Linked DNA regions of Homo sapiens: region 1 is linked to region 2. A link is an interaction called in ENCODE POLR2A ChIA-PET data of the cell type or tissue named here. Cell type or tissue: Panc1. All regions are shown on one strand.

Region 1 (5,000 bases), 710 kb before region 2:
AAATGAACAGGAGGCAGAGAGCAAAGGGCAGAGCTGAGGGAAGACCCTGCCTTGTCCAAAATCAGGCTTAGCTGTTCATTCCCCAAAACCTCCAAGGTACATAAGGTTTCTCTTTTTGCTCTGGTGCCAGGACCGCACAGATAATCTCAACACTCACTCATGGTAATTACCTCATCCCTATTGCAATTACTTTCCTCTTTTCTCTGTATGTTTCCTGATCTTTTTAACTACCCTATGTGCAGGTGTACTTGTGTTTACAGTAAGAGGGAATTTTAAAAAATTACTAAGTACCTGTTACGTGCTAGGTTCATGCTTGCTAGATTTTCTATGTGTTATCCCCTCAAACAAACCCATAAGACAATTATCTTCATCCCTAATTCACAGATCAGAAAACTGAGATTCAGAAAGGTTAAGTCATTTGCCCAAAGTCACACAGCCAATAGGAATTCAAACCCAAGTCTGTCTGACTTTAGTTACTGGACTCTCGCCACAGACCTCAGCCACATCCCTGTATGCTACAGGTTGTCAATCAACTTTTCACTGGCAGAGTCCTCCCACCCAGAAGGAGACCTTGTCTAGTTCTCTCCGTGCCCTCAGAGCCTGCCTTTGTACACCACAGGCATTCAGTAAATATGGCTTAATGGATTACTAACCTTCAGTGGGCATGCAATAGCTTACCACAATAGTTTTCACCCCAACTGCTCATCAGTTACCTGGGAACTTCTGAACTGCACACTTGCCCAGGCCTCGCCCCTGGGAGATTCTGATTCAGTGGGTCTGGGTGTAGCCCGCAGCAGCTGAGATTCTTAAAAGCTCTTTCAAGGTCTAAAACCAGTCAAGTTAGAGAACCTTCAGCAGCTGTTCCCAGCTCAGCCTCCCATGCCCTCCAAAGCACCTCCTGTGACGTTGGTGAGGTGGAATCAGTTTTTCCAGGGCCCTGACCTAGAGTCACAGAAGCCACTCACTGTTCCCCTGTGGGTCTCACTCCCTCATCTGCCCTGGGCCCAAGTTCTAGGCCCATCGAAGGGACCTTCTAGCAGCATCTTGTCTGAGAATGATATGATCAAATTGCCTTCAGGGAAAGCATGTTCCTTCTGCTCTGACCTAAAGTTACAGTTTCTGCCTCCAAATCTGCCTGAGTCATCTGTCTCCTTGTACCTCAGTGGCCAGAAACAGCTGAACACTAGGCAAGGAAGTGAGCACAAAAAAAGACAAATTTGGGGAGAGAAGGAGACTTTGAGAGACAGGCTCAAGGTTGACAACTCTGGGAAGACCCTCGGCCCCCTGTGCAGAGGCTGTTGGTAGGGAGGAGGCTGGTTCAGTGGAGTTGGGTCCCCAGTCCATCCTAGAAAACCCTGCTGATCCCAGGGCCCTAGCCACACCCTATGTCTCTGCTCCCCTTCTAGGGAGAACTTCTCATCTGCCCCCTCCTCAAATCAGTCCAGGATGGTGTGGAGGCGAAAATGGCATTAAATCTGCTCTTTTTTTTTTTTTTTTTTTTTTTTGAGATGGAGCCTTGCTGTGTCTGCAGTGGCACAATCTCGGCTCACTGAAACATCCACCTCCCGGGTTCAAGCAATTCTCCTGCCTCAGCCTCCTGAGTAGCTGGGATTACAGGTGCCTGCCACCATGGCTGGCTAATTTTTGTATTTTTAGTAGAGATGGGGTTTTGCCATGTTGGCCAGGCTGGTCTCGAACTCCTGACCTCAGGTGATCCACCCGCCTTAGTCCCCCAAACTGCTGGGATTACAGGCGTGAGCCATAAATCTGCTCTTAAGGTTCCCAATGACCTCCGTGTTGCCAAAGCCAGAGGCTGTGTCTCTGTCATTGTCTTATTTTACCTCTGGGCATCTGGGCAGCATCTAACAGAGCCGAGCACCCCTTCTCCTCGGAACACTTCTCTCCTGGCTTCTGAGGCACAACACTGTCTTATTTCCTTCCTTCCCCACTGACAGCCCGTTCTTGGTCTCCTTTATTAATTCCTCTTCCTATCCCAATCTCTTGATACCGAGGGTCCCCAGGGCTTGGGTCTGGGCCTTCTTCGTTCCTCTCTCTAGGTGATCTTGTCCATTCCACAGCTTTATTTATTTATTTATTTTTATTTTTTTGAGACATAGTCTTGCCCTTTCACCCAGGCTGGAGTGCAGTGGCGCAATCTCGGCTCACTGCAACCTCCACCTCCCGGGTTCAAGCGATTCTCCTGCCTCAGCCTCCGAATAGCTGGGACTACAGGTGCGTGCCACCACGCCCGGCTAATTTTTTGCATTTTTAGTGAGACGGGGTTTCGCCATGTTGGCCAGGCTGGTCTCAAACTCCTGACCTCAAGTGGTCCCCCTGCCTCAGCCTCCCAAAGTGCTGGGATTACGGGTGTGGGCCACCGCGCCCAGCCCCCACAGCTTTAAGTACCAGTTCAAGCAATGGATGCAAATGTGGTTCAGGCAGCACCTGCATGGGAATTTCCAGGGTGCTGGTTTAAATGCAGATTCCCAGACAATCCCACAAGCTGGCAAACTTGCTGTCAAGTACATCTGTCATTGTGTGCCAGTCTGGCATCTGACCTCCTTCCTATGTCTGGGGACTTCCTCACTGCACAGGTCTTGGCAGAGTTCACCTCCTGTGAAAGCTGAAAACAACAAATTCTTGCTTTTCCAGCCTCCCTTACACCTAAGCTCAACCAATCAGAAGCCCTCACTACAGACTTTGAATCAGGAGCACAGTGGAAGATCCATTCCAATGCTGGTGGCAACCACAGCAATGGTGTCTAGTGTTCAGGGAACAGTGACACAGCGATGGCATTTAGTGTGTGGCAGCAGTGTCCTGCCAAACTGGCTCGGTGGCATGATTTTGGCTGAGATCCTGCCTGCTGCCCAGCCCCAGTTTTCCAACTTCCCAGAAATTCTGTGAACTACTGAACATTCCCTTTCAGTGCAGCCCTTTTCTGCTTAAATCAGCTCAGGATGGTTTCTCTTGCTTGCCATAAAAAGCCTAAGATACCACCACTGAATCATACTCTCTGGGAATGACGCCAAGTGATTCTGACACAGATGCAGGTTTGAAACCCACGGTCTCGATGCTAACAGCTCTCAAATGTGTATCTCCAGCCCGCTCCTTTGAATTCCAAACTCACATACTGCCTTCTTGACATCTCCACTTGGATGTCTCAAGACCTATAAAGATATACAGATAGAATTCTTGGCCAGGCACAAGTGGCTCATGCTTGTAACCCTAACATTTTGGGAGGCCAAGGCAAGAGGATCACTTAAGCCCAAGAGTTTGAAACCAGCCTAGGCAACACAGCGAGACCTCATCTTTACCAAGAGAAGAAACAAATTAGCATGGATGTGGTGGCATGTGCCTGTGGAAGCACGAGGATTGCTTAAGCCCAGGAATTCAAGGCTGTGGTGAGCTATGACTGCACCACTGCATTCCAGCCTGGGCAAAAGAAGGAGACCCTGTCTCTAAAAAACAAAAAATTAAAAAAAAAAATAGAATTCTTGATTTCTCCCCAAACCTGTTCCCCTGCCAGATTTCCCCTTCTCGGTATATGGCACCCTTCCATCAGAAATTTAAGGCCGGGCACAGTGGCTCACACTTGTAATCTCAGCACTTTGGGAGGCTGAGGCGGGCAGATCATTTGAGGTCAGGAGTTTGAGAACAGCCTGGCCAACATGGTGAAACCTCATGTCTATTAAAAATACAAAAATTAGCTGGGTGTGGTAGCGGGCGCCTGTAGCCCCAGGTACTTGGGAGGCTGAGGCAGGAGAATCGCTTGAACCCGGGAGGTGGAGGTTGCAGTAAGCCGAGATGGTGCCACTGAACTCCAGCCTGGGCAATACAGTGAGACTCCATCCCAATCAAACAAAAAAAAAAAAGAAAAAAAGAAATGTGGGACACAATCTTGAGCACTGCCCACATGTACTCCATCGACAAATCTTGACTGCTTATAAAACACTTCTACAATCTGTGCACTTCTCTCCTCCTCCACCAACCACAACCCGATCCACACCACCATCATCTCTTCCCTAAATAACAGAATGGCCTCCTTGGGTCCTCTCCTGGCCCTTCCAATCTAGTTTCCATACAGCAACTGATATGATCTTTCTAAAATACAAACTGGATTATGCTGCTTGCCTGTGTACTAAATAAAACTTAAACTCACTACCAGGGCCATCAAACTTGAATATGGCCTTGCCACCACCACCCAAACTCAGCAGGTGCCACTCTTCCCTTTGCCCATCTCAGTGCTTTTGCCCCTTGGGCCCCCTTTCAGGGTCACATATATTTCAGCTTCTTTACTGCCTCAGGACCTTTGCCTAAGAGGTCCCCTCCATCTGGAGCACCCCCATACCATTATTCTCTATGAATGCTCCTTTTTAGTTTTTTTTTTTCTTTCATTTATTTGTTATTCAACCAACATTTTCTGAAAACACACTATGGTTCTATGGTAAATACTAGGGACACAACAGTGAGATTAGTTTCTATTCTCATAGAAGTCAAAATCTATTGACAAATTAGATCTTAATAAAATAATATTTTGTCGGGGGACAGAGTCTTGCTCTGTCGCCCAGGCTGGAGTACAATGGCGTGACCTGGGCTCACTGCAACCTCCACCTCCCGGGTTCAAGCAATTCTCGTGCCTCAGCCTCCCAAGTAGCTGGGATTACAGGCACGTGCCACCATACCCAGCTAATTTTTGTATTTTTAGGAGAGACAGGGTTTCGCCACGTTGGCCAGGCTGGTCTCGAACTCCTGACCTCCAGTGATCCATCTGCCTTGGGGAGGCTGAGGCAGGAGAATCACTTGAACCCAGGAGACAGAGGTTGCAGTGAGCCGAGATCACGCCACTGCACTCCAGCCTGAGCAACAGAGTGAGACTCCATCTCAAAAAAAAAAAAAAAAAAAAAAGAAGATGTTCCTTGGTGATGAGGGGCACACGTGGAGGTGAGAGGTCGCACCACTCATTGTGAAAACAGCTCTGGAAGGGAGCCTGAGGGAAGTTA
Region 2 (5,000 bases):
CAGGGCGAGACTCCATTCCAAAAAAAAAAAAAAAAAAGTGTTCCATGAAGGGCACACTGTAAGTACCCACGCCCAGTTCGCTGGCATTATTCATTAGGGCAGGCTTGCCAGCCACTCTGCTACTGGAACCCTAATTTAGCTGGAGGCGATCAAAAGCCCTTGTCCCAAGGTGGATGATCACTAAATCCACATTTGGAGGCATGTTACTATGGAAGTTTAGGTGACACCTATATTCATTATTTATTTCACAATTTCATTTTTGTATTCACATTTCAGATTTGTGAATGCAGTTTTTTTCCTGAAAATTCATTTTAACTTGAAAGTATGTTTTTAATTCCCCTGATGTAATTAATGGACTATGTGCATATTTATACCTAGGTGTGCTTACATGTTAATAATGTATTTGCATAGTTGTGAGAATTTCATATTGGACTCCATAGTGGTAAAAAAATAAATACAGGCCGGGCGTGGTGGCTCATGCCTGTAATCCCAGTACTTTGGGAGGCTGATGTGGGCAGATCCCGAGGTCAGGAGTTCGAGACCAGCCTGACCAACATGGTGAAACCCTGTCTCTACTAAAAACACAAAAATTAGCCAGGCGTGGTGGTGCACGCCTGTAATCCCAGCTACTCAGGAGGCTGAGGCAGGAGAATCGCTTGAATCCGGGAGGTGGAGGTTGCAGTGAGCAGAGATCACACCACTGTACTCCAGCCTGGTGACACAGTGAGACTCCATCTCAAATAAATAAATAAATAAATAAATAAATAAGTAAACACAACATCTGTCATATACATTTCTTTTCTGTTGGTTTAAGAAAATATCTGACAGCTTTACCTACTTCTGCAGGTTCATCCAAGCCCAGATATTACTGAACGAATATATTGATGTAGAGTATGTGTTATTTTGTTTTCAGTTCTGCTCTAGATCATAACTATGTAAAAAACACTGTCATAATCAGTTATACTAAAATTCATGAGCCCAAATGTAAGATGAAAAGTCTGCACTGTAGTCTAAGGTCATTGCTCTATCAATAATTACATTCTCATTTTGATTTACAGAAGAGCTTTATGGTAGAAACACCAGAAAACACCTCATACTATTAAAAGGCTTTTTCCCCATTAAAAAAAAAAATACAGGTCGGGCATGGCAGCTGACACCTGTAATCCCAGCACTTTGGGACATCGAGGCAGGAGAATCATTTGAGACCAGGAATTTAAGACTTGCCTAGGCAACATAGTGAGACCACATCTCTACAAAATAAATTTTTTAAAAAATTAGCAGGGCACAATGGTGAGAGTAAGGAGGCTGAGGTGGGAGTTTCGCCTGAGCCCAGGAGTTCAAGGCTGCCGTGATTGTGCCACTGCACTTCAGTCTGGCCAACAGAGCAAGACCCTGTCTCTACGAAACAGACAAATATACAAAACACCTTGCCTTCAGTCCATTCTCCACATAGCAGGAAGGATTAAAAATGAAAATCAGATCATGTTCATCTTCTGCTTAAGCCCTCTAAAGGCTTCCATCTCACTCCAGGTAAACTCAAAAGTCTTTATTATTTTTATTTTATTTTGAGGCAGAGTCTTATGCTGCCACCCAGGCTGGAGTACAGTGGCACAATCTCAGCTCACTGCAACCTCCACCTCCCGGGTTCAAGCGATTCTCCTGCCTCAGCCTCCAGAGTAGCTGGGATTACAGGCATGTGCCACCACACCTGGCTAATTTTTGTATTTTTAGTTGAGACGAGGTTTCACCATGTTGGCTAGGCTGGTCTCGAACTCCTGACCTCAGGTGATCCGCCCACCTTGGCCTCTCAAAGTGCTGGGATTACAGGCCTGAGCCACTGTGCCTGGTCTAAACTCCAGAGTCTTTACAATCACCACCAAGGCCCTACCCAATCTGACCCACCACTCCTCCCTTGCTCCCATATCTCCATCCACACAGGACTTTTTGCCCTTCCTGGAGCACCCCAGCCACACTCCCAACTCCAGGCCTTTGCACACGCTGTTCCCTCATGCTGTTCCCTCTGCCTTAACAGTTCTGCCCCTGGATATCCACCTGGCTCACTCCTTTGCTGTTTTCACATTCCTTTGATGTCACTGTCTCGAGGACACTTTCCCTGACTCCCTTTAACTGACCTCTATTCCCCTCTGTGGCACATTTTCCTTCTCACTGTTAATCTTCATCTTCTGAAATACGCATCTGATTACACCACTCCCCAGTTTCATGCCCTTTCCTTGGCCTCAGAATAAAGTCCACATTTGTTATTGAGGTTTGTGAGGCCCTGCCTGACGTGGCCTGGCCTGGCCTGGCCAGGCCGTCTTGCTGCTCTCTCCCCAACAGCTACCCTACAGGCTCATCAGGCAATCTTCCTGCTCGATGTTGCCAAGCCACTGCATTCTTCTGGATGTTTTTAAACCCAGGTGTCTTTGACTGCCTGGTATTCACCATCTAGTCTTTGAAATACTTGATTCAAATGTCACTTCCTCCAGGGAATCTTCCTTGACATATCTACGAGGTGATGATGATGATGATAACGATGATGATAATAATAGCAGCTAAGGCCGGGCATGGTAACTCACCCCTGTGATCCCAGCATTTTGGGAGGCAGAGGTAGGCAAATCACCTGAGGTCAGGAGTTTGAGACCAGCCTGGCCAACATGGTGAAACCACGTCTCTTCTAAAAATACAAAAATTAGTTGGGCATGGTGGCACACGCCTGTCATCTCAGCTACTTGGGAGGCTGAGACACGAGAATTGCTTGAACCCGATAGGTGGAGGTTGCAGTGAGCCGAGATTGCGCCACTGCACTCCAGCCTGGGTGACAGAGTGAGACTCTGTCTCAAAATAAATAAATAAAATAATAATAATAATAATAGCAGCTAATGTGTATTGTGTTCTGTGAGCCAGGTTCTGTGCTAAACAGTTTACCTGCACTTTCTCTTTTAATCCTCATTACATCCCTAGGAGGTAGGTATTCATTATAATAATTATAATCGTTACAGATGGGAAAACCAAGGCCCTCTCAGCTATTAAGTTGTAGAATCAGATTCAGTCCAGGCCTAGCCAACTCCAAAGTCCGAGCTCTTGACTGTACTTTGTCTTCTAGGTTCTCATGGGGTCTATTGAGCTTTATGATTCCAACTATTCCATCTATTGACCACTACGAGTCAAACAAGATCTGTTGACCACGGTGTGCCAGGGGTTTCAAAGAAGAACACAACTTCATTCCTGCCCTATAGGAGCTCATGGTCCCATGGAGAATTCAGGGTCCTGAAGTGTCCCATGTGCCATGATGGAAATCCATACGGGTTGCAAAATGGCATCAGGGAGGGAGGGTCCAGTTCTGTGGATGGCTGTCCCCAGCCTCGGCTGCCTACCCATCACCTTCTAGACCCAAAAGTGGGTGCCTGCTTCCACCTCATCCTGTGTCCTCTAGCTGGGACTGTATCACCACGAGGCTAGTGCTATTACTACTCCCAGCTTCTGGACTTCCTAACGGGTGACCAGCAGGAGACCAGGCTGTCTGCAAGCCACTTGTAAGGTATCCTATGGGCAGGACAGTCCCCAGATTCGAGCTAGGTCACATGAGAAAAACAGCAGTTAGAGCAACTTTCCTCTATGAAGCCTTCAAAGGATGCCAGGCACTAGTTTGGCTCTTTACATGTAAAACCTCAATCACCCTTGGGACAGACCACCCTATGGGGTAGGTGTCATTCATTCTGCTTCCATGGAAAGGGCGCTAGGCTCAGAGACAGATGCTAACTAACTTGCCTGAGGCTACACAGTCAGTTTGTGTGGGAGCCAGTATTTGAACTTAGATCTGGCTGTACTTACTCCTAAATCATCACACCATAGTTAGTGTTGTGTATATTAAATACTTATCAGGTGAAAGTACAAGAAGGTCTGGGTTTGACAGTGAAAGGGGAACAGAAGACCCCACCCTCCCTCCACACACAGGTACACGGTCCCTCATCAGCCACAGAGAACGCTGCTGTGGGCACTGGGGGCTGGAGCATCCCTGGCTGGCCTAGTGACCCAGTGGATGGACAGCCTGTCCCACGTGCCTACCCTGGAGGCAAAAGCTAGCCAGGCTTGCTTTAGCCCCTCTTCTCTCTTCTGTGTGCCTCACCTCTGCCATCCTTCTTGAGGAATTCCCTGAATTGCTCTGAGCCTCAGTTTTCCCATCGGAAAAGTAAAAATAATATCTACCTCCGAGGATGGCTGGGTCGTGAGGCTTCCAGAATAATGCGGTGCCTGGCACAAAGAAGTTGCTGAATAAATATAGGCTTTTATGATGATTGGATTATGCCCAGGGACCTTTACAGCTCTTTAAACTGTGAGTCCAAGACTAGGAAAATATCCTGGGGGCGATTTCTGGACCTTCTCTTCCCTGCTTCGGTTGGAGTCGTGGGCGGTGAGGTTTGGTGGTTGGGTCCTACGGCGAGGAATTTTGTACCTGACACCTTACTCATCAGTAGAGGTGGGAAAACAACAACAACAACAACAACAACAAAACAACAACAAAACAACAACCACCACCAAAAGAAAGCCGTCTTGTTAGAAAGCAGGGCACAGGCGACCAGAGCTCCGTCCCACCAGAGGCCTGGCAGGAACGGGAAGGGACATCAATCGGTCCCACTTTCCCTGCTGTCCACACTTTAGGGTCAAGTGTGGTTTTCACGCAGGGATCAGTGCTTTCTTTAGGAAACATTAAAAAGCACTTTATTAAAAAATATGCAGTATCAAACTGCCGCTGTCTTTTTTCTCCAGTTCTCCTGAAGCTGGAAGCATTAGGAAACTGGATTCGTTTCCTGCGGGAGAGGAATATCAAAGACCCGGTTCTGTTCAGTCCTGGGAAGAAGCAAACTGGGGGCGCGTAGGCAGGGCCGATTCGCACCCGGCTCGGGTGGCTGCGGACCCCGTGCCTGTCCCAGGAGCTCCGGGTCCGAGGGTAGGCGCGGCCCGGCCCGGGGAGCCCTCTTCCCCCTCCCTCCCGCGGCCCC

The links. ChIA-PET counts read pairs that join two places held together with the same protein. Peaks named below come from ENCODE experiments on the same cell type or tissue, not always from the same donor. Only the 100,000 strongest peaks of a DNase experiment are listed, where the experiment ranks them.
Region 1: POLR2A ChIA-PET joins it to region 2 with 16 read pairs; 3 of 35 experiments call an interaction of 5 or more read pairs at or near these places.

The regions. Positions count from the first base shown.
Region 1 is chr1:23,472,494-23,477,493 of GRCh38, forward strand. The region is part of intron 1 of ASAP3 (ArfGAP with SH3 domain, ankyrin repeat and PH domain 3); the gene reads right to left. Among named protein-coding and RNA genes, the nearest start is that of ASAP3, 9.2 kb to the right of the region's middle. RefSeq lists enhancers at 1,845-2,346, 2,347-2,846. In Panc1, no CTCF peak of the experiment used is centred here; no DNase peak of the experiment used is centred here; H3K27ac peaks cover 479 bases.
Region 2 is chr1:24,182,181-24,187,180 of GRCh38, forward strand. All of the region lies in intron 1 of IFNLR1 (interferon lambda receptor 1), which reads right to left. Among named protein-coding and RNA genes, the nearest start is that of IFNLR1, 2.6 kb to the right of the region's middle. RefSeq lists a silencer at 4,882-5,000. In Panc1, no CTCF peak of the experiment used is centred here; no DNase peak of the experiment used is centred here; H3K4me3 peaks cover 555 bases.